5 separate regions of the Homo sapiens genome follow, and regions 1, 2, 3 and 5 are each linked to region 4. Evidence: chromatin contacts called from ENCODE Hi-C or POLR2A ChIA-PET data. All regions are on one chromosome and are shown on one strand. Each heading gives the region's core, a stretch centred on a gene start or an enhancer-like site at or near the end of the contact. The rest is flanking DNA. Distances are from core to core; before and after follow the strand shown. Region 1 overlaps ATP6V1E1 (ATPase H+ transporting V1 subunit E1). Region 2 overlaps MICAL3 (microtubule associated monooxygenase, calponin and LIM domain containing 3). Region 3 overlaps MICAL3 (microtubule associated monooxygenase, calponin and LIM domain containing 3). Region 4 overlaps MICAL3 (microtubule associated monooxygenase, calponin and LIM domain containing 3). Region 5 has its middle 20 kb from the start of LINC01634.

Region 1 (5,212 bases), core at 1,006-3,505, 240 kb after region 4:
TCGGCCTCCCAAAGTGCTGGGATTACAGGCGTGAGCCACCATGCCTGGTGCCTTGGACACATTTTGAAGTTAGCTGATTATCACACTTAGGAATGTAAGACCTAGATTTGAGTCCTATCTTGGCCTTTTGCTACTATGGGACCTGGAGACTGAATTCATCATATGTAAAATAGGATCATTGCTTTTTGCTTTTTTGTTTCATGCAGTGAAGAAAAAAAGATGAGATAGTACATGTGAAAATGCTCTGTAAATGGAAAAAGTATATAAACTCATAAGATATGCTGTCAGAGTTGGGTTAGATTCCTGATTCTGCCACTTACTACCTGGGTAATCTTGGACTCGTTTATTCAGTTTCATTGAGTGGTGTCGTCCATTTAGTGTTGCTATAACAGAATACCCGAGGCTGGGTAATTCATGGAGAAAAGAGGTTTATTTGGTTCATGATTCTCATGGCTGGAAAGTTCAAGATTGGACAGCTGCATCTGGTGAGGGCCTCAGGCTGCTTCCACTCATGGCAGAAGGTGGAAGGGGAGTGGGTGTGTGCATAGAGACCACATGGCGAGAGAGGAGGCCAGAGAGCCTAGGGAACCAGACTCCCTATCATACCAGCCCACCCTCTGCTCACAGTCGAGTCCTGCCGGAGCTAGAATCCAGGCCCTCGCCACAGTTCATTGCCTCGGGATCTGCCCTTGAGCCCTGAACACCTCCTACTATGCTCCACCTCCCAACACTGCCACATTGAGAATCAAATTTCACCATTAGTTTCTGAGGGAACAGACTCAAACCATAGTAGTGAGCCCTGATTCCCTTATCTGTAAATTGACGTATTAGCACTAACCTCATAGCATTTTTTATCTTATTTATTTATTTATTTATTTTTTGAGACAGAGTCTCACTCTCACCCAGGCTGGAGTGCAGTGGCACGACCTCGGCTCACTGCAAGCTCCACCTCCCAGGTTCACACCATTCTCCTGCCTTAGCCTCCCGATTAGCTGGGACTACAGGCACCCGCCACCATGCCTCGCTAATTTTTTTTGTATTTTTAGTAGAGACGGGGTTTCACCTTGTTAGCCAGGATTGTCTCAATCTCCTGATGTCGTGATCTGCCCACCTCGGCCTCTCAAAGAGCTGGGATTACAGGCGTGAGCCACCGCACCCAGCCTCTTTTTTTGTTGTTGTTGTTGTATTTTGAGTAAGGGTCTCTTTCTGTCACCCAAGCTGGAGTGCAGTGGTGTGATCTCGGCTTGCTGCAACCTCTGCCTCCTGGGTTCAAGCAATTCTCCTGCCTCAGTCTCTCAAGTAGCTGGGACTACAGGCACGCCCCACCATGCCCAGCTAATTTTTGTATTTTTAGTGGAGACAGGCTTTCGCCATGTTGGCCAGGCTGGCCTCAAACTTGAGTTTGGGAGCACCTCGGCCTCCCAAAGTGCTGGGATTACAGGGGTGAGCTACCACGCCCGGCCAGCAGTGGCATCTTTTATCAGACACACATGCAGTCGTGATAGGGCCTCATCAGTAATGAGCAGGATTGGGCTTAAGAAAACATTCAGATGAGGATTGAGTGATTTGCAAACTGAGATGAAATCCTCTCTTTTTCATTTTGTTGGGGAGGGCTGGCTGTGATAATTAAAACAGGTTTTGTAACATAAAATCAAATTGACACAGGCTGGGCGCGGTGACTCACTCCTGTAATCCCAACACTTGTGGAGGCAGAGGTGGGCGGATCACCTGAGGTCAGGAGTTCAAGACCAGCCTGGCCAACATGGTGAAACCCCGTCTCTACAACAATACAAAAATTAGCCAGGCGTGATGGCAGGTGCCTGTAATCCCAGCTACTGGGGAGGCTGACGCAGGAGAATTGCTTGAACTCGGGAGGCAGAGGTTGCAGTGAGCCAAGATCGCACCATTGCACTCCTGCCTGGGCAACAGAGCGAGTCTCAAAAAAAACAAAACAAATTGACACATAGTGTCACTTGGTAAATGACAGTTATTGAGATGAATACAGTCAGTTCTCTGTATCTTTGGGGTCCACACCTGTGAATTCAACCAACTTTTTCTTTTCACTCCCTAAACACTACGGTATAACAACCATTTACATCGTATTAGCTATTTTAAGTGCTGTAGACATGATTTGCAATATAGGGGAGGATGTGTGATGGTTGTATGCAAATACTACGCTGTTTCATATAATGGACATCTAGGCGGGGACTGGGGTTTCCTGAAACCAACTGTGCGTTACATCTTCAGAAGCTTTTTCAGTTCCTTTCAAGCCTGTTGCTTAGGTTGCGCAGTCTACACACCAAGACAAGGGCATTCCTCTGCGGGAGTAAAGGGTACCATGTATCTTTCTCAAGTCTTTGAAAATGATTATTTCCTGTGCTTTTTTTTTTGCAGAGCTGGTGGAGTTGAGATCTATAATGGAGATCGTAAAATAAAGGTTTCCAACACCCTGGAAAGCCGGCTGGATCTCATAGCCCAGCAGGTGAGTGTGGGGGTACTTCTTGGTAGTTGGTCTGCTGTTACTTTGAAGTGGGACAGAGAACACGTGTCCATTCACTGGTATTTGGGATTTGTTGCTGTCTTTCCAGTTTTGGACATTTTCTCAAAAAGAATGAGAATTGGGCATGTAGTAGCATTTGCTGAGGTGGTAACATTTACATGAGGGTGAATTTGGGGTCAGAACAAGTGTTTTGTTGACCTAGGATTCGAATATGTACATTTTACTACATGTAAGGTGCTGACAAGTTCTTTCTCTAACAGGAGTGATGGGAACTAAAGCAAATACTTGTGTTTTTTTGTTTTGTTTTGCTTTTTTGAGATGGAGTTTCACTCTTTTTTGCGCAGGCTGGAGTGCAGTCTTGGCTCACTGCAACTTCCACCTCCCAGGTTCAAGCGATTCTCCTGCTTCAGCCTCCCGAGTAGCTGGGATTACAGGCACCTGCCACCACACCCGGCTAATTTTGTATTTTTAGTAGAGACGGGGTTTCACCATGTTGGCCAGGCTGTTATCAAATTCCTGACCTCAGGTGATCCACCCGCCTTGGCCTCCCAAAGTGCTGGGATTACAGGTGTGAGCCACCGTGCTCAGACACAAATACTTATTTAAAGGAATTATCATAAAGCTGCTGGCTTTTCAGATGTTTCCAGATTTGTACACAGGAACTCTAGGAAACAAGCCAGGAAAATTCCATTTGTTCTAAAATGCTGGGCATCTTCTAGACTTCTAGTGGGAGTCTATTGCTGTGGCTGCCAACCTAGTTATTCCCTGACCTAGATATGCAGTTTACTGTTTATGCAGATACTTGTCTTATAACTAAAGCACTTTCACCTTGATTTTTTCATATTCTGGTAACTTAAACCTCAGAACATTGTTTCCTAGTAGCCACTGTCCCATCCAGTATCATAGCCACTACTCACTTACGGATATTTAATTAAACCGAAAAATTCAGTTTCTCAGCACACAATAACCATCTGTAGCTAGGACTGCCCTGTTGGACAGCCGAGCCTTGGAAGTCCAGGGTTAAGTTCTCCTAAGGATTCATCAGTGGCTGTAGCAAGTGCTTCCAGCCTAAGCTGGCATTGGAAGTGTTCTTTGCAGCTGCTGTGGCCATAGTAGGCACTCAGTAAATGTTTGTTGAAGAAAGAGTGTAGGTGACCCAGCATATTGTGGTGAGATGATTATGATGAGTTAAGTCTGAGATAGTAGTGACTTTAGGTTTTTTTTTGTTTTGTTTTTTTTTAATGTGTCCCTTTTGTAAGCAGTCTGAACCCCAGATTTGGGATGAGTTAAGTTTCTCACCAAGGAATGTGTTACTTGCTTCAGGGAAGGAGAGGGTGGCTTTGATGTGCGTGGCTTTGTGAGTCCTTCCCAGCCACATAGAGGTTCATGGCTTTCCACCTGTGGTTAAGATGTGCAGCACTCTGGCCAGGCTTGGTGGCTCACGCCTGTAATCCCAGCACTGTGGGAGGCCGAGGCGGGTGGATCACGAGGTCAGGAGATCGAGACCATCCCGGCTAACATGGTGAAACCCCGTCTCTACTAAAAATACAAAAAAATTAGCCAGGCATGGTGGCAAGCACCTGTAGTCCCATCTACTTGGGAGGCTGAGGCAGGAGAATGGCGTGAGCTTGCAATGAGCGGAGATGCGCCACTGCACTCCAGCCTGGGCGACAGAGCGAGACTCCGTCTCAAAAAAAAAAAAAAAAAAAAGATGTGCAGCGCTCTACAACTTCTTCAGCTGACATTGCGTATTTATTACACTTTCTCTCCACAGATGATGCCAGAAGTCCGGGGAGCCTTGTTTGGTGCAAATGCCAACAGGAAGTTTTTGGACTAAGCCTTCAGGAGGTGGAGCTCGTCGTCAGCTCTCCTGCTGTGATGTGGAAGCTTCTGATATTTGAAGAAACACGAATGTCTCTGTAGCTTCCTCTTCACTGCCCCAGTATTGCTCTGTATTTATCAGCGATGCCCCTCTGTCACTCATGCCTTGCCTAATTGTTCACAATGGTGGAAAGCTTCATGTAATATGATCAGGACCCACCTCCAGTTCTTCTGAAAGTGTGACAGTGTCCAGCCGGTTCTGCAGCACTAGGGGAGGGGGCAGATGGTGGTTGCATGGGCTTCCTGGGTCTCCACTCTCCGTCTGGCCTAAAGGTGATGTATTTGGTGTTTGGCCCTGCAGTCCCCACTCTTGAGGCTTAAGGCGCATGTGGCACACCACTCCTTCCAGCAGTAGTCGCTTTACTGTTACCTGTTTAGGCCTAGAAGTTTTCCCTCATCTGTAAATGTGATTTAAAATCTAAGCCATGAATATGCTTTATTTATTAAAAGAGTTATGCGGATTTAATGTGATTTCTAGTGTAAGGCACTACAAATTTAGGTTTTGACAGAGTCAAATTCTTACTGAGGCACCTAGAAAAGAAGTATTTTCCCAATCCCCGTGGCACTTGATGGTGACAGCTGTCAGCACCTGGACCCGTTAACCCTCTGGGGGTCCCCTGGGCTGTTGCCCGTTGTTCCCAGCCCATCACCAGGAGCATTCTTTCCACCCTTGCAATCTTCCACACACCCCACATGGCTCTTCAGCGTGACGTGCACAACTTTATTGAGGAAATAGTTTTATTAGTGTTGCCCGAATGAGAAAAACCAAGTTGTTTGTTTTTTCTTTTTCTTTTTTTTTTGAGACGGAGTCTCGCTCTGTTGCCCAGGCTG
Region 2 (5,536 bases), core at 258-2,757, 130 kb before region 4:
GGCCCGAGGGAGTGGAATGTGCCCACAGGCTGTGGGGCCACTTTGGAGGGCAGTTATCTCAGGGAAAGTGGGATGAAGCTGGGTGGCCAGAGTCAGGGACTGGAAATTCGATGGGAGGCATGAAGCAGTGGATGATAAGGAAACGTGTGTGGTTGTCAAGCAGGATGTGGCAGGATGAGGGTTCTGTCTGAGAATGATGAAGCTGGCAGCAGATGGCAGATCCTGCATGGCATGGAGTTACCTCCGACTCCTCTCTAGTTCATGTGTGTTGACTCTTCATTGCCTGTGTGCCCTGTGGCCCAGTATTATTTCTTCTGGTCCTGGGAACAGCTGTCTACATGGAAGTCCCACGGTGGTTGGTCCCGTGGTGGTTGGTCAGACCACCCTCGAGTGCAGTGTAGTGAAAAGGCATAGAATGTGGAGGTTGGAGACCTGGATTTTTGACTCCTGGCTTTATAGCTTACTAGTTGGACAAGTGATCTGACCTTTCTTAATTCTATTTTCCCCCTTATCTGTAACTTGCAGATAATTATAACTACTTACAGGGTGGTTTCTGGATTAAGATGATAGCAGATATCAGTAGAGAGGCTACTTAGTGTTCACGGTTCCAGGCTTCCTGGGATCAGGTGTCAGCTCTTACTGTGTGACTTGGGGCAAGTTACGTAGCCTCTCTGTCTCCTTTTTCTTGTCTATCACATGAGGCTGATCGCTGTATTAAATACTTAACTCACAGTGACAATCAGTATATCAGTAGTAAGTGATGAATACACTATAGCTGCAGTTATTCCTGGGGGCCTCATCTTCATCAGCACCATTATTTCAGTCCTTGGGATGAATGGAGTCAGTGCTTTCTCTAAGGTAGGAGACCAAAGCATGAAGACTCTCTGATGTGTGGTAAGAAATGGTCTCTAATCATTGTGTTAGTGACATGCCTTCAGGACCTCTCTTAAGCATTGAAATTATAGGCACCCTTGTGCCAGTTCCAGGGTCTTTTAGGGGTTCCGGGTATTATTGCAATCCTGTAAAAAGTCATTGCTTTCTGATACAGAAGGACTCTCGCAAGCACAGCCATTCTCAGGCACAGAAATAGTTCCCTTCCTTTTTTTTTTTTTTTTTTTTGGAGACGGGGTCTCACTGTGTTGCCCAGGCTGGTCTCAAACTCTCTTCTTTTTAAATAGAAGGGGAAGGAGGGAAAGGAGAGCAGCGGATGCATGGATTTCCTTTGGCCCAGTTTCCTCCCTCTGTCAGAGGACTTCCTACCGCAGGGAGTGGGAGACACCTGGGGGCAGGCCCGCACCTGCTCTGTGCCCTTTCAGCGATGGCGTTTCTGTTTTGGAGTGTTTGCTTTCCCCTTTTCCCAGACCTCCACCGCGCTTCAGTTTAGCAGTGCGCTTACGGTCAGCAGTGCCATGCGGCTGCTGCTTCTGAAAACCCCCAGCCCTCCTGAACCAGCCAGTGTCCCAGCTGAGCAATTCGGGGTTTTTGTTTTGCTTTGTTTTTTAAAACAAAACTCAAAATCATTGGACCTTATCCTCTGTAGTTGAAGTGAGAGTTACTTTCTGAGGACTGGCTTGTACCAGAAACCAGCTGGTTTTAAGTTGCTGCAGATCTTTAAAGGGACAGCTTATTTGTGGACCAGATTTCCCTACTCACAGAAACTTTCTGTCAGAGGGTTCTAGTGTGGAGGTGGGTTACAGATGGCAGAAATGCCCGAGTTTGATTTTAAATTTTTAATCTTCACGTAGGGTCCAAGTCCTGTGGAGCTAATCTCTGACATCCCCACCCTTGCCCTGTTAGGGTTGGTCAGTGATACATGTGGACGTGTGCTGTGTGCGCAGATAGTGACAGGACCCAAAAGCAGATCATCACATAAGAGTCAGGGCTGTTCGCTGGGGCCTGTGGCGTTGGCAGCAGTGTCCTCAGCCAGCAGCTACTGTGTACATGGCTGGGAGACGGGGCTTTGCATATTTGGCCTCAATCATATAAGGTAAGAATGTGAGGAGAGGGATGTGAGGGAAGAGCCTGGTGCTGTGGAATGCAGGGACAGAGGGCAACAGCAGGCTGGCCTTCTTCCTCTTGAGCTGAGGAGAGGCAGATTTTTTGGGTCTTGATTGGCTCTTTTCTTCATTCTTGTTAGAACACGGAATTCCAGCTCCAGTAGTAACACCATTTTGAATCCTTTGTTTGTAATGTCCTGGAGACTGAGATTAGGAAGCAAACCAACCTTTGTCTGCCTTTGGGGAAGGCCCAGAAGGAAGTCTCTCTGTTATTACCTTAATGGTACCAATTAGTTGGTAACCAATAATGGTTGTTATTGCCATTGTGTTACAAAATTTGCGAGGGTCTCAGATTGTACTGTGTATTATAAATGCAGCAAGAGTAGGGACCACGTCCTTAAAATATGTCCCCACGACCTTGTGCCTATTTGACCCTCAGCTGGTAGCCTGATGGGTAAAGCGGCTCCTTGTCTGCACCAGGGCATCTTACCTTGCAAGGCAATGATCGGCCTGTGGGATTCATGTGGGTGTGGAGTAGGAGGAGACACAGAAGCGACCCTCCTGGCTGGATCAGCATGGGTAGCTGTGTCTTCAGTGAGGCCTGACTATTATCCACTTGCGAAGTTTGTGGTGACTCCTATGGCTTATGGAGCACGTTGATGGGGTGCGGGCTCACAGGAAGAGTCTCACCTCAGTGCCAAGGGGTGTCAGAGATGCTCACTGCCCTCCTCTCCTTGGGGTTGCATGGAGGCAGGATGGCGCTTGGCCGTGGCAGGGTAAGGAACCGGCGACGGAGGCCCATCACGTGTTCACAGCTCTCCTGCGTCAGTGCTTGGGAGATAGGGACTGTCAGGTCCTTAGCCCGCATTTATGTGAAGGCAAGGGGAGCAAAATCATTGTCATTAAAGAATGGAGATGGCTGTCATTTCATCTCACGCCATGGGTGTCCCTAACAGTCTTCCTTTAAACATCCTGTGTCCAGCTTGGGCAACATGTTGAAACCCTGTCTCTACAAAAATACAGAAATTAGCCAGGCGTGATGACACATGCCTGTAGTCCCAGCTACTTGGGAGGCTGAGGTGGGAGGACCACTTGAGCCTGGGAGGCGGCGGGTGCAGCGAGCTGAGATCACCCCACTGCACTACAGTCTGGGCGACAGAGTGAGACCCGTTTCAAAAATAAGTAAGTAAATCTGTGTCTAGGAAGGTTGTAGCTGAAGTTAAATTATTGATTGGAATAGAAGTGTTTCTCGCTGGCTAGGTGTGGTGGCTCACACCTCTAATCTCAGCACTTTGGGAGGCTGAGGCAGGAAGATTGCTTGAAGGTAGGAGTTCGTGACTGCCTGGGCAACATAGTGAGACCCTGTCTCTAAAATTTTTTAAAAAAAAATTTAGCTGGGCATGGTGGTGTGCTCCTGAGGCTAAGGCAGGAGGATCCCTTGAGGCCAGGAGTTCAAAACCAACCTGGGCACCTACAGAAAAACAAGTGTTTGTCACCTTCCTGCCCTTTCACAGGATACAGATAAGAAGGGAGTAACACCAGCAGCTGGTTTTTATGCCGCCCTGTGTAGCTCATTTGCTTCATTTCTGTTCAAAGGGTCCTTGGAAATTGCTTATTCCTAGCACCTAAAACTACACCTGCCATAGTTAGTGCTCCAAATTTGTCGAATAATTTTCCCTTTTTAAATTCTGGTTCCCACTGCTGCAGTTCTAACCCATCCCCTTTTTTCTTGTGCTCGAGCACCCCTGGATGTGGCCTGGCCGCAGTTCCATCTTCCTTGATGCTACCCTCCTGGCTGCAATCAGGCGGTGCTGCTTTGAAGGCTCCTGTCCTCCTCCCAGGTCCCACACCAGCTCTCCTGCCCGGCTCTAAGAGCCCTGGGTCAGCTGCCTGCCTGTGCAGCGCTGCTTCTCTACCTCTGCCCAGCCTGCGAGTGCCTGCTGAGTGCGTGCCTCCGGTGGCACTGTGCTTCCTCTCCCTGAGCGGCCCTCTCTGTTCCTTCCCAGATCCCAGCTCTGTACCCCGACAGCCTGCCTGCCCAGTTGAGGACATGTTTGCTTGTTCGCTTTCGCACTTACGTTAGTTTTCCCCTTGAGTTCCAGGATCTTTAGCTTCTGGAGGGTTGGAATGATGTCTCGCTTTCCTCTCCCAGCAGTCGTCACACGCCATGTGATATGTGCAGTCAGCAAGCACTCGATTGACAGACCTACCCCTCTCTCCAGTCACTGGCCTTGAAAATTATCTGTAAGAAGCACTTTCCTATCTTTGCCTCATTTTGAACCCATTTTTCTGTAAGTCCTATAGTCTGTCTTAGTTTGAATGTTTAGGGAATAGGTTGTATGGATTTGCCTAGGAAAGGAAACCCCAAACAGATATTTTCAAAGGCTGATCTTGTGATACTGCACAGCCCCGCCACTTGCCCATTGGAAGGTGAGGTGGTGGTGAAGAGGAGCAACTGGAGGCAGGCAGGCCGTGGCACTGGTGGCAGCAGCAGGGTTGGGGTGGGGTGGGCCTGCCTTGGAAGGGGCGCTAACTCTAGAATGGCTAAGGGCAGGCCCAGCCCCAGAGTCGGTTAGGGGTGCAGGCCTTGTTCTCCCACCCACACCCCAAGTCTGGGCCACCTCCTGCCATGTTGGAGATATGATTGCTTCCTGAAGTGGCACCCAGGAGTGTGTGTGGGAAGGGGACTCCAGGAGCTCTGCAAAGCTGTTCTGGACCTGTTCAGGCTTGGCAAGGGGCTCTGGGAGCAGATCCCATGGGTGTGAGACTATGTGCCCCTTCGCTTAGGGAAGGACCATGGGGGTGAGAGGGTGGGGGGAAGGAGGCAGATTTGGAGACTGATGCCCTCCTGGTCAGATCTGAGGGGGAAGGGGCCTCCACTAGGTGTCTGTTGCCCGGGGCTGACGCTCCCCCAGTGAGAATGGCCGCGGGTTATTCAATCCTTTCTGCTGCCTCTAGTAGGACCCAGCGGGAAGGAGATTTATGTTTGTGCTTTTGTTAGCTTCTTTTTCATTATCTCTTCAGTTCTCAGACCAGAAATCTTTGCATTTCTTTCTGGTTCTCACACCTCATGTTTTAGCCATTAGCAGGTCCTGTGAGCCCTGCCTTCATGTTTGGCTTCTCATTACAACCTACACTGACTCCTAGGCCAGGCCACCGCCAGCCATCCTCTGGATTTTTGCAGGCACTTCCAGATTGGCTTCCCTATGCCCACCCTGGTGTCCCTAGGTGTGCTGGCAGCTGGCAACCAGGAGCCCCTGGTAACACACGGTAGCGATGTCATTCTTCCCTGCTCAGACTCCTGCAGTGGTTCCCCTCGCACCCCAGTCAATGCCAAAGCTGCCAGGTGGCCTACCAGGTCCCGCACCGTCTCGTTGCCCTGCTCACCTCATGACCCAGCACCTCCTGCTGAGCTCGTGCTCTTTCCATGCCTGGAGGACTCCCAGTGACCCCGTGCTGGCTCCTTCGGTCCTTGCTCTGCTCCTGCTCGCCTCAGAATCTCCCTGGCACAGCTTAGTGCTTCCTCTCCTCCTTCCCCA
Region 3 (5,579 bases), core at 1,807-4,306, 170 kb before region 4:
TGACTGCATATTGTAATTCCTCCCCCCAAACCCCCACCTGGGATGATCCTGTTCCGTGGTGGTTATTCCATGGTGTTACTAGGTGTGGAAGAGAAAATGGGCTTTGGAAATAATGTACGTGAAGAACTTAGCACAGTCCTTGGCACGTAGCAGATGTTCAATAAACATAAAAGTAAATTTTTCCTCTCTTCCTTGGGTTTGAGAGACCTGGGGATGATGATATTGGATGCAGTTTTGGTTGCATGCTCCGTTTTTAAATTAGGGTAATGAGGTCCCCCCCATTCCTCCTCCCACTCAAACTTCCAGCTCTCCAGACATTTCTGTGGTAGATTAAAAATGAAACTCACGTCTTGGTCCTAGAAGTAAAAATAAGGAAAAATTGAGCTCTTCTTCCTGGATCATGTGTTGCCCTTTAAAGGAAGGATGGCACATGCCCTGGAAGAGTGGTACACCATTCAGTACAGAAGAGCAGAGGGTCAAAGGGGACCCTTTCCTGCATCTGTCGAGTAGTCCTGCAGGTGAGGATTTTGGTTGTCGTTGGTTTCACATGTCCAGGTGGAACCAGATGAATTACCTAATTTCTCCTGGCACTGGCTTCTGGGAAGTGGCCCAGATGGTCGAAGCCTGACCATTGGCAGAGTGCTAGCTTTGCTGGGCCGTGCCTCTGAACTGGGATCTGCTAGGAGCAGCCATTTGCCTTCTCCGTCTTGTAGCAGGTTCCATGTGAACAGACGAAAAGGGCATCAAATCTAATGTTCTAGAAAAAATAAGAGCCATCATTGGCTTATTTATGTTCCATAATATTATGGGGCCTGGCATTTTAATAATAATTATGCTCTGGGCCCGGCGCGGTGGCTCACACCTGTAATCCCAGCACTTTGGGAGGCCAGGCGGGCGGATCACGAGGTCAGGAGTTCAAGACCAGCCTGGCCAACGTGGTGAAACCCTGTTTGTACTAAAAATACCAGCTGGGCGTGGTGGTGCGCGCCTGTAATCCCAGCTACTGGGGAGGCTGAGGCAGGAGAATTGCTTAACCGGGAATTGGGAGGTGGAGGTTGCAGTGAGCCAAGATCACGCCACTGCTCTCCAGCCTGGGATACAGAGCGAGACTTCATCTCAAAAAAAAAATAATAATAATAATAATTATTATTATTATTATGCTCTGGATTTACTACTTAGTTGCTTTTTACTTGAGGAAGTGAAAGCTTTTTCATGACCTGTTATCTCATTGATTCTTAATTGTCTCTGAAGTCGTTAAAGTTTAATAGAGTCTATTATTCCCATTTTATAGGCAAAGAAATGGAGGTAACATGATTTGCTTTAAGTTGCAAATGAGTTGGTCCCTGAACTGGGATTTGAATTGGGTTCTTCTTCTTCTTCTTTTTTTGAGACGGAGTCTCTTGCTCTGTCGCGCCCAGTCTGGAGTGCAATGGCGCAGTCTTGGCTCATGCACTCTGCCTCCTGGGTTCGAGCGATTCTTCTGCCTCAGCCTCTCAAGTAGCTGGGACTACAGGCACCTGCCACCACGCCCTGCTAATTTTTTGTATTTTTTAGTAGAGACAGGGTTTCACCGTGTTGGTCAGGCTGGTCTCGAACTCCTGACCTCAGGTGATTCACCCTCCTTGGCCTTCCAAAGTGCTGAGATTACAGGCGTAAGCCACCACACCCGGCCCAGGTTTTCCTTCTTAAGTTTCACTTCACTGAGACCTTTAGGGGGAAAAAATCCACACATCTTTTTCTTTTTTCTTTTCTTTTTTTTTTTTGGAAGCGGAAGGACTTAAAGATACCAGATCATTGTGCTTTTCTGATGACTAGGTAGTGGATGATAGTTAACATTTATTGAGTGTTTATCTGCAGGAATCTGTGCTAGGTGCTGCATAGACATTACCTCATTTATTCCTCACAACAACATTCAAGGTAGAACTTATCATCCCCAGTTTTACGGATGACAAGGTTTTGTGAGGTCCTAGGTCAAGGGAGTGATAGTGAGTGACAAAGCCTTGACTGAAAGCAGGGCTGGGTTCAATCCTGGGCTTTCTGATTCCAGAGTGTGTGCTCCTCCTAACCCGTGTGCTAACGGGCCTTAGGGATGACTAATGGGCAGGCCTGAGAGCCCTGACGCCTGCTGCTGCCACCACCCCAGGTCTGATGGGAGGTGGGGTTGGACGGGCTTTATGTTCTATTGCAGTACAATTTTCACATTCTGGTCTTTTCCTTTGCTAGAAGCATTCATCTAGCCAGGTGGGGGGTCATTACTTTAGAAAAAATAATCAGAGCTGAGAAAACGTCTGCATTTGCAGAGAATGAAGTATTTAATAAGACCAGATGGGCCGGGCGCAGTGGCTCATGCCTGTAATACCAACACTTTGGGAGGTTGAGGTGGGCAGATTGCTTGAGCCCAGTAGTTTGAGAGCAGACTGGGCAACATAGCTAAACCCCATCTCTACAAAAAGTACAAAAATTAGCTGGGCGTGGTGGTGTGTACCTGTGGTCCCAGCTACTCTGGAGGCTGAGGTGGGAGGATTGCCTGCGCTCAGGAGGCCGAGGTTGCAGTGAGCTGAGATCACACCACTGCACTCCAGCACTCCAGCCTGGGTGACAGAGCAAGACTCTGTCTCAAAAAAAAAAAAAAAAAAAAAAAGACTAGATGGGGAGATGAGGGACAGAGAGAATCAAAGAGAATCAAAGTGGTTTGTGGACAGAGGAAATGAGTGATACTCTGACCCAGAGGCCATCTTTAGTGTCCAGGCCATTTTGCTTGAGCTGCTGGTGAAACTGTGAAACTGGAGGCATGGCACTTGGGCTAAAGTCTGTGCGGTGAATAAGGCCCTCAGTTTCTGCTTTAGGTGGCAGAGCTGAAAATCTGATTCCTTTTTGGTCTTTAGCTTCCGGTGTACTTCAATGCAGTACATTGTGGGCGTGGTGGGGATGTGGTTCAGAAATTTACCTAAACTCTGTGGACTTCCCCCTCTCTCCAGCCACGCACTCTGTCATCTTTGGTTCCAGTCTTTAGAATTCAGCTCGGATCCCCTGGGTGATGGGTGGTGTCAGACACTCAGGTGCTTGGATTGCCCCGGTGGAGAGAACAGCATCCTGCCCCCATGGGCTTCAGTTGTACGTGACTTGCTGTTTTCTTGGAGGTGGGCTTTAGTCATCTCTAGCTATAAAGACACAAAAAAACTGGGAAGAATGACCAGGAAACTGTCACCCCAAGCCTTGCAGTTGATTGCATTTTTTTTTTTTTTTCTGAGATGGAGTCTTGCTCTGTGGGCCAGGCTGGAGTGCAGTGGCACGACCTCGGCTCACTGCAAGCTCCGCCTCCCGGGTTCACACCATTCTCCTGCCTCAGCCTCCCGAGTAGCTGGGACTACAGGCACCTGCCACCATGCCCGGCTAATTTTCTGTATTTTTTTTTTAGTAGAGACAAGGTTTCACCGTGTTAGCCAGGATGGTCTCGATCTCCTGACCTTGTGATCCACTGGCCTCGGCCTCCCAAAGTGTTGGGATTACAGGTGTGAGCCACTGTGCCCAGCCTTTTTTTTTTTTTTTTTTTTTTTAAATTGAGACAGCATCTCACTCTGCCACCTAGGCTGGAGTGCAGTGGTGCGATCATGGTTCACTGCAACCTTGACTGCCTGAGTAGTTGAGACTACAGGCGTGCACCACCAAGCCTGGCTAATTTTTAAAATTTTTTGTAGAGATGGGGTTTTGCCACATTGTCCAGGCTGGTCTAGAGCTCCTGGGCTCGAACAATTTGCCTGCCTCAGCCTCTCAAAGTGCTGGGATTACAGGTGTGAGCCACCATGCCTGGCCCCATTGACTTTTTCTCATTGGTGAGTTCAACAGAGGAGAGATGATTGCCGCAGTTTTAAAAAAGAAAAGAGGCCAGGTGTGGTGGGTCATGCCTGTAATCCCAGCCCTTTGAGAGGCCGAGGTGGGCAGATCACCTGAGGTGAGGAGTTCCAGACCAGCCTGGCCAACATGGTGAAACTCTGTCTCTACAAAAAAAATACAAAAAATAGCCAGGTGTGGGTGTTGCACACTTGTATTCCCAGCTACTCAGGAGGATGAGGTAGGTGGATCATTTGAGCCTGGGAGGCCAAGGCTGCAGTGAGCGGAGATCGCACCACTGCATTCCAGCCTTGGTGATAGAGCAAGACCCTACTGTCCCAAAAAAAAAAAAAAAAAAAAAAAAAAAAATTAAAGAAAAGGCTGGGTGCAATGTCTCACGTCTGTAATCCCAGCACTTTGAGAGGCTGGGCCAAGGTAGGAGTATTGCTTGAGGCCAGGAGTTTGAGACCAGCCTGCGCAACATAGTGAGACCCTGTCTCTACAAAAATTTTAAAAATTAGCCGGGCATGGTGGTGTACACCTATAGTCGCAGCTGCTCAGAAGGCTGAGGTGGGAGGATCACTTGAGGCCAGGAGTTTGAGGCTGCAGTGAGCTATAATCACACCACTGCATTCCAGTCTGGGTGACAGAGTGAGACCCTGTCTCTTAAAAGAAAAAGGGAGGACAGAAATCAGATTAAAGAAGAGAGAAGAAGTGAGACTGTTGGCTTATACCTTGATGAAAGGTGGAAGCGGAAGGGCAAGAGCTTCTGCTAAGTAGTGAGGACCTTGGCAAGGACAACAGTATCTTTTTCGTGTTCTGTTAGGCCGTGTCTCTCTAGCGCCCAGCTCAGAGTGCATGTGTGTTATGTGTGAGGGAATCTAGTGAGGAGTCTTCCTGCATTAGGCACGTCTGCAGGTGTCTGTTGAATTGTATATCTGTTGAAGGATTCAGTCTGGTTAACTCTGGCAGGAGATTCGGTCTGGTTAACTCTGGCAGGAGAGGGATGGACAGCACAGCCTTGTGGTTAACTAGTGGCTTTTATTGACTTTTCCTGTGTAAAGGCGAAATAAACCTTAGTGGGTCCCAGGCTTCTCTTCTCTCCTGCCCATGCTTCTTTTTTTTTCTTTTTTTTTTTTGAGACAGAGTCTTACTCTGTGGCCCCGGCTGGAGTGGCCCCAGCTGGAGTGGCATGATCTCGGCTCACTGCAGCCTTGACCTCCTGGGCCAGGCCATCCCCCAACCTCAGCCTCCTGAGTAGCTGGGACTACAGGCCCACACCACCACACCCGACTAATTTTTAAATTTTGTGGAGAGACAAGCTCTCTCTGTGTTGCCCAGTCTGGTCTTGAACTGCTGGGCTCAGGTGATCCCTGCAAAGTGCTGGGATTACAGGCACCCCACTGCACCCAGCCCTCTGTCTCTTTTCTGTTGCCAGTTGAAGTCTGGAGGTAGCATGGGTCCCGGGAGGCCAGTGCCAGTGTTGGAAGCCAAGAGAGGAGGAGCAGCTTGGTCAGGGGGAAGATGCAGAGTGCTCACTCCTGGCACCTGGAGCCCCCAGGGGAATGGCAGCTACCCTTTAGCGTGGACTGTCCCCAGCCCACAGAAAGTCAGCTTACAGAGGTTCTAGCCATATTCCTCCCTCCTCCACCAACAAAGCTCCTTGTTGTGGCTGAGAATTGTCAGGCTGTGATGGGACAGGGACAGGGGTGGGAGAGCAGCACCTGGCGCTGATGAGCACAGCAGCG
Region 4 (5,594 bases), core at 2,033-4,532:
TCAGGGCAGATGCCCTCTCGTGCCTGATGCTTCTTGGATTTTGTTGGGCCAGAGGTCGGGCCATGGCTTTAACGTGAAAGCTGATTTCCCCCGGCCTCTCACTGCAGGCAAGGCCTCTCCTGAAAAAGATGCTTTGGGAATTATCAGACCACGAAACACTCAGAAACATCTCCATTTGTGCAGCAATGTTGGGGTTTTGCGTGTATTGGAGCCCCACAGGTTGCAAGGAACCCGGTTTTGTTCCTGTCCTGCCTCCCTCCACAGGGCAGGAGTGGGGTACACTGCAGCAGGAGGGTGGCCAGAGCGAGGAGCTACGGTTTGGGTAGTGTCCGTTGTGGCATGTGCATTCTTACAGGTGTGCGGCTTCCTATGTCGGCCACGCTTGCCTGCAGCTGTGAGGGGAGTGCTTGGCAGTGCAGCAGCTGGCAGGAGCGATGGCCCTGGGGTTGGAGGTTTGTCTCCACCCTTTCCCCATCGTCTCTGTCCTGTGGCTTTGCAGTGAGCGGTGCCTTTGCCGTCATTTCCCTGTGTGTCCCCACAGTGTCCTGCTCAGGGATTGGCACGTGGTAGGGTTCTAAGGAGTGCCAGGAAATGGAATCTGTCGCCCCACCCCAGCACACAGACCTTGATCATCAGCCAGTTAAGTCCAGGCCTTTCTGGGTCCCCCCTCCCCCCACCACACCCACAGCTCTCCTGAGAGGCTTCTGACAGGCCGCAGTCACACAGAATTGAGTTCCTCTAACTAGACAGTGGGCCAGGATGAGAGAAGACTTTCCATTCTCAATTCCCAGGGTCATGGGTTTATATCAGAATGAGTCCACTGCCCTGCTTGTGCCCTCGAGGCCGTCTATGAAACGTAAACCAGCGATCTCAGTGTTTGCTGCTTGAAGCACCCTGAGGGATGGGGCTGTGGCTTGAGTTTGAGCGGCTGCAGTCAGGAACTTCCATGGGCTCCGTGAGGAGCTGCTCTCCCAGTTCTGCACACTCCCCTCCACAGGCAGAGGCTGGGCCAGACCCACAGGCAGCCTTCGGTGGTCCCCTCCCTACCCCATCCACCTGAGGAGAAGTGCGTGAGGTCTGTGAGCAGGAGGCATTCTTCCCTTTGTCCCCTTAGTCGGGCTTGGGTAGGTGGCTTCTCATGCCCAGGTACCCTGTCCTGCTGATGCCGCTCTCTCCTCCCTCCTGTCTCTCTCCGCCTGCTCAGCAGCTGCTTTGCCTGACATGCATTGTTTCTGATGGTGGCCCTTCCCCTTCCCCTTCTCAGTTTTTCTTCATTCCCTCACTCTGGCTATGTGGTTATTTCCTCACAGTAGTTCCGAGTCTGAGATGGAGGAGGAGGGAGAGGAGGAGGAGGAGGAGCCTCGCCTGCCCCCATCTGACCTGGGTGGTGTTCCGTGGAAGGAGGCCGTGCGGATCCATGCCCTTCTGAAAGGGAAAAGTGAAGAGGAGCTAGAGGCCTCAAAGAGCTTTGGGCCTGGGAATGAAGAGGAGGAGGAGGAGGAGGAAGAATATGAAGAGGAGGAGGAGGAGGACTATGACGAGGAGGAGGAAGAGTCCAGTGAAGGTCAGAACAAAATCTCTGCTCCGAACTCTGCCCTGCCCCCCAAAGTGATCTGTTTCATGCGTGAGTGTAAGAGGTTTCTGGGGCTGACGTCACACGGACGTGCCTCCTGCACAGCCCAGGGACCACCCCTCCTGACATAAGACATGGGGGGCAGAGGGGAGGACACCGTAGCGTTGAGCAGGCGGTTGGCAGTGGAAGTAATGTCCCTTGTGCACATTGGTTTAGAAACTGGAAGTGGAAGGCAGAGAGCCAGTCCAAGTACTCATCCAAGTTAGGCCACTCCTACTTGTCTCCACCTCGTTTTCTCTTTTTGCCCTGTAGTTTCAGTTGAAAAAATTAATAAGGAAAGGGAATTTAGCTTTCTAGAGGATTCCCTGATCCTAGTCTAGGGTTTCGGAGGTGGCTATGAGCTTAGTGCCCACTGGATGGGGCTCAGTTGATGGCACGCAGGGCAGCGTTTTGGGGACAGTGTCCTGAAGGGATACTCAGGCCCAGGGGCCAGCCACTCTGGCTGGTTCTGAAATAGTCTCTTGCCTTGGACTTGAGATTTTTCAATTCTGCCCCATCTCTGGGTGTGTGTGGCCTCAAGTGATGAGGAGGGACTTGCTGGGCCTGTGCAGGAGAGAAGGCCATTCTTTCTCTGCTCCAGCAGCGCAGAAGTCTGGGGGGTGGTGAAGACGGAGCCAGGGCAGGTGGAGATCTGAGTCCCCAAAAGATAGATGTGGAGTGAGCAGGAAGGACATGACCTTTAATTTCTGAGCACCAGTGACTCCCTGCAGCGGTCAGAGGATCGGTTGAGTTCTCAGTGACCCCAGGCCCTGCAGAGCTGGCACTGTGCTCATCTCTGCTTCTCCTGGCACCTGTGTGCTTGCTGCCCAGTCCCATCCGGGGGTCTGTTTTCTCTGGCACACAGGGCTGAGCCCTTGCCTGACAGGGCTCATGTTCCTGATCCAGTCCCCTGGGAGCTGTGCAGCTCCAGGATGTTGGCCCCAGTGAGGTGGGTTAGCAGAAGGAACCGCACCGTTGGGCGTCCGCGAGAACAGCTGGCGTCAGGGACTTCCTCGGGCTCCCTAAGGACCTGCTCTCCCAGTTCTCTACTCTTCCCTCTGAGGCAGAGGCTGGGCAGGACCCACAGGCAGCCCTTAGTGACCCGCACTCCACACCCTGTCTGCCTTAGGAGAAATGGGGTCTGTGAATCTGGGCTCTCCCTCCATGCTGCCGTGTCTGCGGAGCCAGGTGCCGGCGTGGCCTCTGCTAGCCAGCAGAGTGAGCATGCACAGCTGGTCCAGGGCACGGTGTTTTGTTTGCACTGTTCCAGACATCGTCATCTCCATCTGATGATGATCACTCGGCAGCTTTGAGCCCTGGCACAGCTTCGGGTCGAAGCACGTTCCCTTTTCAGGAGAGTTGAGCCGAGCTTTCCTTCACGCAGACTTAATTTCCTGGACTTAGTGCTAACGTCAAGACCAAACCTGTAGGAAAAGAGCTTTAACTACACAAACACATACTGACAGATTCAGCCAAACTCCGAGAGTCCCAGACCGGAGCCTGTGTCCCTAGCGCAGGTGTGTCTGTCGGGCAGCCGACGGTGCCTGTGCAGGCAGTGGCTGGACACCACTACTCCCTTCTCTTCCCTCCCTGCTTGATCGCGCTGTGGGATTCCTGATGCTGTGTGGGTCTCTGGCTCCCCCTGCTGTAGAAGGGGAGTACTGCCCCTGGGACACAGAACTGCAAGGCCAGTGGCGCCAGGTACCTCCCACAGGAAGAAGATTTGAGGACATTTAAAGGTACCCACTTTACCCCGTGCCCACCTTCTACCCCAGCTCCCTGGCAGCCATCCAAAATTTGCCTCCAAGAGCATGTCTCACAGACAAAGGTCTGTGTTTTATGGAACTGTGCTGACGGGCTCTGCACACATCTCACTGGGCTACTCTCCCTGGTCCCAGCCTGCCCAGACAGTCAGGCGCAAAGTAACATGTGAGTCAGAAGAGGTTCTGGAGGAAGTTGGAGAAGGCTCCAGAAGTGGCCTCATGGAATGCGGCCCCATCTATGCCGCATATGTTTTACTGCAAGCTCATCTCCAGCCAAGACTTGGCTCCTTCTCTGATGCAGGAAACCTATCGCCAGTGCAGGTGCCTTTAATGTTTCTCTGAGAAAGGAGGAAATGCTGGCTTGTGCTGTCGATAAGTCCCCAAGGCTGCATGTATTAGCAGGAAGCACAGCAGGACTCTGAGAGAAGAATGTGTCTCTTCTCTTTGTTGCTGAGAAGGTAGAGAAAGGCCCTGCACTCTTTGACTTACCTTCCTCAGTCCTGTGCATCCAGGCTGTTAGGTGACTCTGCTGTGACTTAGTCCCACCCAGCACCATAAAGAAAGGCAAATTGACGGCCGGGTGCAGTGGCTCATGCCTGTAATCCCAGCACTTTGGGAGGCCGAGGCGTGTGGATCACCTGAGATCGGGAGTTTGAGACCAGTCTGACCAACATGGAGAAACCCTGTCTCTACTAAAAAATATAAAAAATTAGTCGGGCATGGTGGCACATGCCTGTAATCCCAGCTACTTGGGAGGCTGAGGCAGGAGAATTGCTTGAACCTGGGAGGCGGAGGTTGCGGTGAGCTGAGATCGTGCCATTGCACTCTAGCCTGGGCAACAAGAGCGACACTTCGTCTCAAAAAAAAAAAAAAAAAAGGCAAATTCACCTCAGAAAAAGTCCACAAATCTATAGAGACCAGCAACATCTATAGAGACCAGCAACTCCAACAAGGGGCTAATACTCCACATACGGCTTGCAGGGCCAGCAACAAATCTATAGAGACTAGCAGCTCCAACAATGGGCTGATACCCCACATACGGCAGAGCACAGGGCCAGCATCACACTGGGTGGTCTTGCTGGTCCTTTCTGCCCATTTCACATTCCCTGTTGCTTGAAGAGGCTGTCATAGTGACTGAAGCCAAGGCCAGATTGTCTGGTTAGACTCAGAGGAGGCATGTCACCCATTCCCAGATGGAAGCTGGCTCCTGGCAGGAACACGAATCCTTCAGATCAGGTGGCACCTGCTGAACAGCCACCTTCCCTTCCCAGTTGCTAGCTGTCCCTTTATCTTAACCCAACTGTGTGGCACGGTCCAAGCACTAAGTACAGGGATCCCACAGGGCAGGGATCCAGAGGGGCCACTGGTGAGTTTCCATGTAGCTGAGAAACCAGGCCTTGTTTCCAGAGGTGATAAGCAGGGCACCACATGGAGTTCTCAGGTGAGGGCTTTGACCTCAGAGAGCTGTTGGTCTCATTCTCGCCTGTGAAATTCCAAGGGTTTGGAAACGTACATGAAAGAGCTCTGCTTCCCTCCCAGCCATCACCTCCCCTGACTCTACCCTCCACTGGGATCCGTGTCCTTGCCTCAGACCCAGCATGCAGCATGAGGCCCACTAAGGGACGGGGACTTTTTCTCTCCAGCAGCAGCTCCAGCTGCAGAAGATGCAAACCGAAGTGCCAGCAAAGTCTATCTCTGTCCTGTGTGAGCTGGCCGGCTGGCGGCAGAATGACACAATCTCTTCCCACCTCTCTCGTCACCTGGCCATCAGCTGGGCGAGTGGTGGTGGGCACCTTGCTGTGTGACCAGCAGAGGGGCAGGATAGTGCATCCTGGGGTCTCACACTGTGCTAGGGACAAAGCAGGTCCTTGTGACCCCTTGGGGCTGGGCCTGCAGAAGCAGGCTGGAATCTGCTCTTTTTCCATCTTGGTGCATGGGCCCCCTGAATGCAGCTCAGGATGAAAGGAGCCTCAGAAAGGAATGTGTGATTCTCTTCACTGAATTGAATGGTACATATACGGCTGGAAATGACCAGGTCACACTGAATGAGCAGAAGGACTGTGCGTGTGTGTCTGTGTGTCCATGCGTCTGTGTGTGTGTGTGTGTGTATACATGTGCATACATGTTCTTAATTTTTACTTCTTTCTGATTCATACTGACCCTGGCCAATGCTGTAACTTCTCTTTCTGTTTCCTTTCCCATGCTATTTCATCCCCTCC
Region 5 (5,359 bases), core at 390-2,889, 220 kb before region 4:
CTAGGCTGGTCTTGAACTCCTGACCTCCAGTGATCCGCCTGTCTTGGCCTCCCAAAGTGCTGAGATTACAGGTGTGAGCCACCATGTCCAGGCTTCTTCTTCTTTAAAATATATCATAGCATCTACTCCCTTAGAGGAGTTATGTGAAGATTAAATGAGTATGTGTGAAGCGGTTAAAACAGTTCCTTGCACAGCACAATGTAAGTGCTATTCATATTAATTTTTTTTAATTTTTTTGAGACAGGGTCTTGCTTTTTTGCCAAGCCTAGAATGCAGTGGCATGATTGTGGCTCACTGCAGCCTCCACCTCCCCAGGTACAGGTGATCCTCCCACCTCAGGTTTTGGGGGTTTTTTGGTTTTTGTTGTTTCTGTTTTTTTAGTAGAGGGGTTTCACCGCATTGTTCAAGCTGATCTCGAACTCCTGAGCTCAAGCAGTCTGCCTGCCTTGGCCTCCCAAAGTGCTGGGGTTACAGGCATGAGCCGCCGCATCTGCCTGGTATTAATATTAACGTTAAGGGAATCTCCCCTCCCCTCCCTTCCCCTCCCCTCTCCTTTTCTTTTCCGGCGTCTCACTTTGTCACCCAGGCTGGAATGCAGTGGTGCAATCAGCTCACTGCAACCTCCGTCTCCAGGGTTCAAGCAATTCTCCTCCCTCAGCCTCTGAGTAGCTGGGATTACAGGCGTGTGCCACCACACCCAGCTAATTTTTTTGTATTTTTAGTAGAGACGGGTTTCGCCATGTTGGCCAGGCTGGTCTCGAACTCCTGACCTCAGGTGATCCACCCACCTCGGCCTCCCAAAGCGCTGGGATTACAGGTGTGAGCCACTGCACCTGGCCAATCTTTTCTTTTTAATTACAAATAACAAGAGAGAGGATTGGGGGTTAAAACTTTGGGAGAGAAAAGGGAGAAGCCACGTAAGCAGAGAAGAGATGGTTCCAAGAGTCCCCATAGAAACTTGGCCTCAGAGAGGGACAGAGACCCTTCTGCTGCTGAAACAAGGCAGCCTACAGTCCCCAGGGTGTCCTGTCCATCTCCACCATGACTCCTGCCCAGGACCACCCCAGTGCTCAAGCAGGGCAGCCTCACCTGCTTTAGCACAGAAGCCTCCTGTCGGTTTGTTTCTCTGGGGGCCTGATTCCCTGAAGCAGCAGCAGGTTTCCCACCATCTTTATCGCTTTACCTCTGCCCAGGATTGCCACACGCGGTGCATGTGGGGAAGAGCTCATTGGGGAAGATTCTGGCAGAAAGATAACCAGAAAGTTTGCACCAAAACCCAGCCTGACCTCTCTCTCCCCTAAAAATCGGGTGCATAGACTTCCTGTTCCTTGCACAGCATAGTAATCCGTTTTGTTGCTAATATTTACCAGCCTTATCCAACTGTGAGGCCAGGCTTCCTCTGAGGCCTCTGGGACCTACCCCAGCAAACGGGTCCTAGAATCTCCACTGCCTCCCTTAAATGATGGGCTAGGGAGTGACTGGGGAGACGCAGGGTAGAACCCCAAAGACGTCGTCCTCATACTGTTCCAGACAGAAGGAGCCAAGTCTTGATCTGTGCTGGCAAAGTAATTTTTCAAACTGGAATTGCTGGTAAGGCTGCTTCCCTAAAAGGCAACTCAAGTCCTGTCCTCGGCCTGCCTTTCCCTGGAGCCATGGCTCCCTGCCATTGTGCAGACACTTCTCTAGATTCTCTAGGGCACAGGGTTCTTCTAGTCCATTCTCCCCCATCTCAACCCCTTAACTGCCCTCTCAGCTACCCTCAGCCCACTCAGGATAACAATGAACATTTGGAAAACTTCTCTAATAATGCTCTAGAAAAGCAAAAACGGCGCGGTGGCTCTCGCCTGTAATCCCAGCACTTTGGGAGGCTGAGGTAGGCGGATTACTTGAGGTCAGGAGTTCAAGACCAGCCTGGCCAACATGGTGAAACCCTGTCTCTACTAGAAATACAAAAAAAAAAAAAGCCAGGCATGGTGGCGGGTGCCTGTAGTCCCAGCTACTTGGGAGGCTGAGGCAGGAGAATCACTTGAACCCGGGAGGTGGAGGTTGCAGTGAGCCGAGATCGCACCACAGCACTCCAGCCTGGGCGACAGAGGGAGATTCTGTCTTAAAAAAAAAACAAAAAACAAAAAAAGCCGGGGCGCGGTGGCTCACGCCTGTAATCCCAGCACTTTGGGAGGCCGAGGCGGGCGGATCATGAGGTTAGGAGATTGAGACCATCCTGGCTAACACGGTGAAACCCTGTCTCTACTAAAAATACAAAAAAAAAAATAAATTAGCCAGGCAAGGTTGCGCTCGCCTGTAGTCCCAGATATTCAGGAGACAGGTGGGAGGATTGCTTGAGCCCAGGAGATCGAGACTGCAGTGAGCTGTGATTGCGCCATGGCACTCCAGCCTAGGCGACACAGCGAGACCCTATTTCAAAAAATTAAAAGATGGGTTCAGCCGGGAGCAGTGGCTCAAGCCTGTAATCCCAGCACTTTGGGAGGCTGAGGTGGGCGGATCACCTGAGGTCAGGAGTTCAAGACCAGCCTGGACAACATGGTGAAACCCTGTGTCTACTAAAAATACAAAAATTAGCTGGGTGTGGTGGCAGGCACCTGTAATCCCAGCTACTCAGGAGGCTGAGGCAGGAGAATTGCTTGAACCCGGGAAGTGGAGGTTGCAGTGAGCTGAGACCATGCCACTGCACTCCAGCCTGGGCAACAGAGCGAGACTCAGTCCCGGAAAATAAATAAATAAATAAATAAAAAGATGGGCTCATCGAGGACCATGGGTCTCCTTTGCTCTGCTCTCTGCAGAGTAGATTCATTAAACAGAAGGAAAGATGAGGGAAGCACAGCCAGTGCTGAGGCCCCCTCAGGCCTCCTTGGGTTTTCACGCCAGGAATCAGAACCGTGGCTCAGGCCACGTGTCAAAATCACAATTTGCCATCCTTCTCTGCTCTAGGTGCCACCTTTCTCGCAGTCTTCACCTGAGCCTTGAGGTGAATTCTTCCTGTGGGTCCATCTGACTTCCCAGGCAAGAAACAGGAGAGGCTTTTAAAATCGCTATGATTACTTGAACACCTGAAGCACTTGGAATAGGAGGGGAACAGGAAAGGAAATCCGTTAAAGGCACTGTGAGGCAGATAAAACGCGGAGGGCGGAGAGATAACTGGGTGGAAGGCGCTCGTCACAGCAGCGAGCGGCACGTGGTGTTTGCCGAGCTCCCTAAATGGACAGGGGCAGAACGCGTTTCTGTCTGCCTTTGCACGGAAGGAACTAATCCCCTTGGAAAAGGAATGGGTTCTAAGAGGGTCAAAGGAGTTGCTCGAGGCACCGCGTGATTCTGCGGCAGCAAGGGAATGTAAACCAGCTGCGCGCAGGCAGCGCCTCCGTGCCCGTTCTCGTCGGGCGTCGGGCTTCCTGTGTGGTCCGGAATCGGTCTTCTGCTTTCTGGAATCTTAAATGCACTGGCAGATGAGGGGGGGACTTTAGAGCTATGTTCCTTAAATATTCTCAGGCCCTAGAGAAAAAGATTCTTGTTTATTCTCATTAGCTTACTTATGTTTCATAACACCCGCACCTTCTGCCTAACAAAACGTGAGGTGTGACTCCATACACAGAGAACGTCCGGAGCACCGGACGATGTGGGGTGAGATTCCAGGAGGCTATTTGGGATCATGTACGTGCCATTAGCACTGCTTTCTTTCTGTTTTTGTTTAAGACAGGGTCTGGCTCTGTCACCCAGGCTGGAGTACACTGGCACGATCAGGCTCATCTACAGCCTCCAACTCACATTCTCAAGGGATCCTCCCACGTCAGCCTCCTGAGTAGCTGGGACTACAAGGGCTTACCACCATGCCCGGCTAATTTTTTTTTTTTTTTTTTTTTTTTTTTTTTGTAGAGATAGGGTCTCGCCATGTTGCCCAGGCTAGCCTTAAACTCTTGGCTCCAAGCAGTCTCCCATCCTTGGCTTCTCAAAGTGTTGAGATTACAGGCATGAGCCACTGTGCCCAGCCAACAGTAGCAAGAAAACCCTGTCTCTAAGAAATAAAATCGTTATTTAAAAAGTCAATGTAGTTTGTTGGAAAGTATTGTCAAGGCTAATAAAGACATGTTGTTCCCCGCCGAGGGGCCCTAGGTTCTTCTAAGCATCATCGTTGTGTGTGGCGAGATCTGCATAATAACTAAACTTCTGAAGAAAGTTCTCTGTTTTAACTCAGTCATGTGGCCCTTTGGGTTGACCTGTCTGCTTCTTTTTCCTTCTATGAATGATGATCTGGTTTTGACCCAACTGGATGCCCTCCCAAATGCTATCTAGATACACCTGAAGTTCAATTCGTTCAAGTTCCTATCTTGAAGCCAAACTGCAGTCAGCGCCGTTTTCAATGGTGGGGTTCTGTATTCATCTTCAGAAAGACCCAGTCAGTAGTAGGGCGTGCCCGGTGGCTCACGCCTGTAATCCCAGCACTTTGGGAGGCCTAGGCGGGCGGATCACGAGGTCAGGAGATCGAGACCATCCTGACTAACACGGTGAAACCCCGTCTCTACTAAAAATACAAAAACTAGCTGGGCGTGGTGGTGGGTGCCTGTAGTCCCAGCTACTTGGGAGGCTGAGGCAGGAGAATGGCGTGAACCCTGGAGGCGGAGTTTGCAGTGAGCCGAGATGGCACCACTGTACTCCAGCCTGGGCAACAGAGCAAGACTCTGTCTCAAAAAAAAAAAAAAAAAATTTAGCCGGGCATGGTGGCATGTGGCTGTACTCTCAGCTACTCAGGGAACTGAGGTGGGAGGATTGCTGAAGCCCAGGAGATTGAGGTTGTAGTGAGCTGAGATCGCACTCCAGCCTGGAAGACAAAGTGAGACCCTGTCTCAAAACAATAAAAATAATAAAGAATAAAATTGAATGATTGTAACCAAATTTCACACAGTAGAAAAGCGCATAAAATAATTTTGATGGCCAGGCTCAGTGGCTCACACCTGTAATTCCAGCACTCTGGGAGGCCATGGCAGGCAGATCACCTGAGGTCAGGAGTTCAAGACCAGCCTGGCCAACATGGTGAAACTCCATCTCTACTAAAAATACAAAAATTAGCCAGACATGGTGGTGGGTGCCTATAATCCCAGCTACTCGGGAGGCTGAGGCAGGAGAATCGCTTGAACCTAGGAGGCAGAGGTTGCAGTGAGTCGAGACCACAACATTGCACGCCAGCCTGGGCAACAAGAGCAAAACTCTATCTCAAGAAAATAATAATAGGCTGGGCACCGTGGCTCACGCCTGTAACCCCAGCACTTTGGGAGGCCCGGGTGGGTGGATCACCTGAGGTCAGGAGTTTGAGACCAGCTTGACCAACATGGAGAAACCCTGTCTCTAC

The links. A loop is a pair of places that touch in the nucleus more often than their neighbours do. ChIA-PET counts read pairs that join two places held with the same protein, here RNA polymerase II (POLR2A). Pooled maps may share reads with other maps.
Region 1: a pooled map shows a loop between it and region 4 (2.6-fold over the local background). The contact joins two enhancer-like sites. A Hi-C loop is called at or near these places in 2 of 50 pooled maps. POLR2A ChIA-PET finds 5 or more read pairs at or near these places in 2 of 52 experiments (OCI-LY7 and T-cell).
Region 2: a pooled map shows a loop between it and region 4 (4-fold over the local background). The contact joins two enhancer-like sites. A Hi-C loop is called at or near these places in 1 of 168 maps with a recorded cell type or tissue (esophagus squamous epithelium) and 4 of 50 pooled maps. POLR2A ChIA-PET finds 5 or more read pairs at or near these places in 2 of 52 experiments (MCF 10A and WTC11).
Region 3: a map of PC-3 shows a loop between it and region 4 (5-fold over the local background). The contact joins two enhancer-like sites. A Hi-C loop is called at or near these places in 14 of 168 maps with a recorded cell type or tissue (CD8-positive, alpha-beta T cell, Calu3, HepG2 and 11 more), 5 of 37 single-sample maps with no recorded cell type and 22 of 50 pooled maps. POLR2A ChIA-PET finds 5 or more read pairs at or near these places in 3 of 52 experiments (A549, HEK293 and activated naive CD8-positive, alpha-beta T cell).
Region 5: a loop to region 4 is called in a map of motor neuron, with 2.9 times the contacts of the local background. The contact joins two enhancer-like sites. A Hi-C loop is called at or near these places in 13 of 168 maps with a recorded cell type or tissue (GM11168, GM12878, GM18951 and 8 more), 1 of 37 single-sample maps with no recorded cell type and 4 of 50 pooled maps. POLR2A ChIA-PET finds 5 or more read pairs at or near these places in 3 of 52 experiments (B cell, K562 and T-cell).

The regions. Positions count from the first base shown.
Region 1 is chr22:17,591,799-17,597,010 of GRCh38, reverse strand. ATP6V1E1 (ATPase H+ transporting V1 subunit E1) reads left to right here. Exons shown (of 9, transcript NM_001696.4): 8 at 2,395-2,482; 9 at 4,275-4,875. The coding sequence ends at 4,337. Among named protein-coding and RNA genes, the nearest start is that of SLC25A18, 31 kb to the right of the region's middle. Within about 2 kb of position 2,255, at least 4 of the 41 ENCODE cell types and tissues checked have a DNase peak (open chromatin) inside an H3K27ac peak, as active enhancers do.
Region 2 is chr22:17,960,767-17,966,302 of GRCh38, reverse strand. All of the region lies in intron 1 of MICAL3 (microtubule associated monooxygenase, calponin and LIM domain containing 3), which reads left to right. Among named protein-coding and RNA genes, the nearest start is that of MIR648, 17 kb to the left of the region's middle. RefSeq lists an enhancer at 4,848-5,536. Within about 2 kb of position 1,507, at least 3 of the 41 ENCODE cell types and tissues checked have a DNase peak (open chromatin) inside an H3K27ac peak, as active enhancers do.
Region 3 is chr22:17,994,113-17,999,691 of GRCh38, reverse strand. All of the region lies in intron 1 of MICAL3 (microtubule associated monooxygenase, calponin and LIM domain containing 3), which reads left to right. Among named protein-coding and RNA genes, the nearest start is that of MIR648, 16 kb to the right of the region's middle. RefSeq lists enhancers at 3,052-3,251, 4,843-5,343, 5,344-5,579. Within about 2 kb of position 3,056, at least 5 of the 41 ENCODE cell types and tissues checked have a DNase peak (open chromatin) inside an H3K27ac peak, as active enhancers do.
Region 4 is chr22:17,827,824-17,833,417 of GRCh38, reverse strand. MICAL3 (microtubule associated monooxygenase, calponin and LIM domain containing 3) reads left to right here. Exons shown (of 32, transcript NM_015241.3): 21 at 1,311-1,564. Among named protein-coding and RNA genes, the nearest start is that of LINC00528, 53 kb to the right of the region's middle. Within about 2 kb of position 3,282, at least 14 of the 41 ENCODE cell types and tissues checked have a DNase peak (open chromatin) inside an H3K27ac peak, as active enhancers do.
Region 5 is chr22:18,046,516-18,051,874 of GRCh38, reverse strand. No RefSeq gene overlaps it. Among named protein-coding and RNA genes, the nearest start is that of LINC01634, 20 kb to the right of the region's middle. Within about 2 kb of position 1,639, at least 2 of the 41 ENCODE cell types and tissues checked have a DNase peak (open chromatin) inside an H3K27ac peak, as active enhancers do.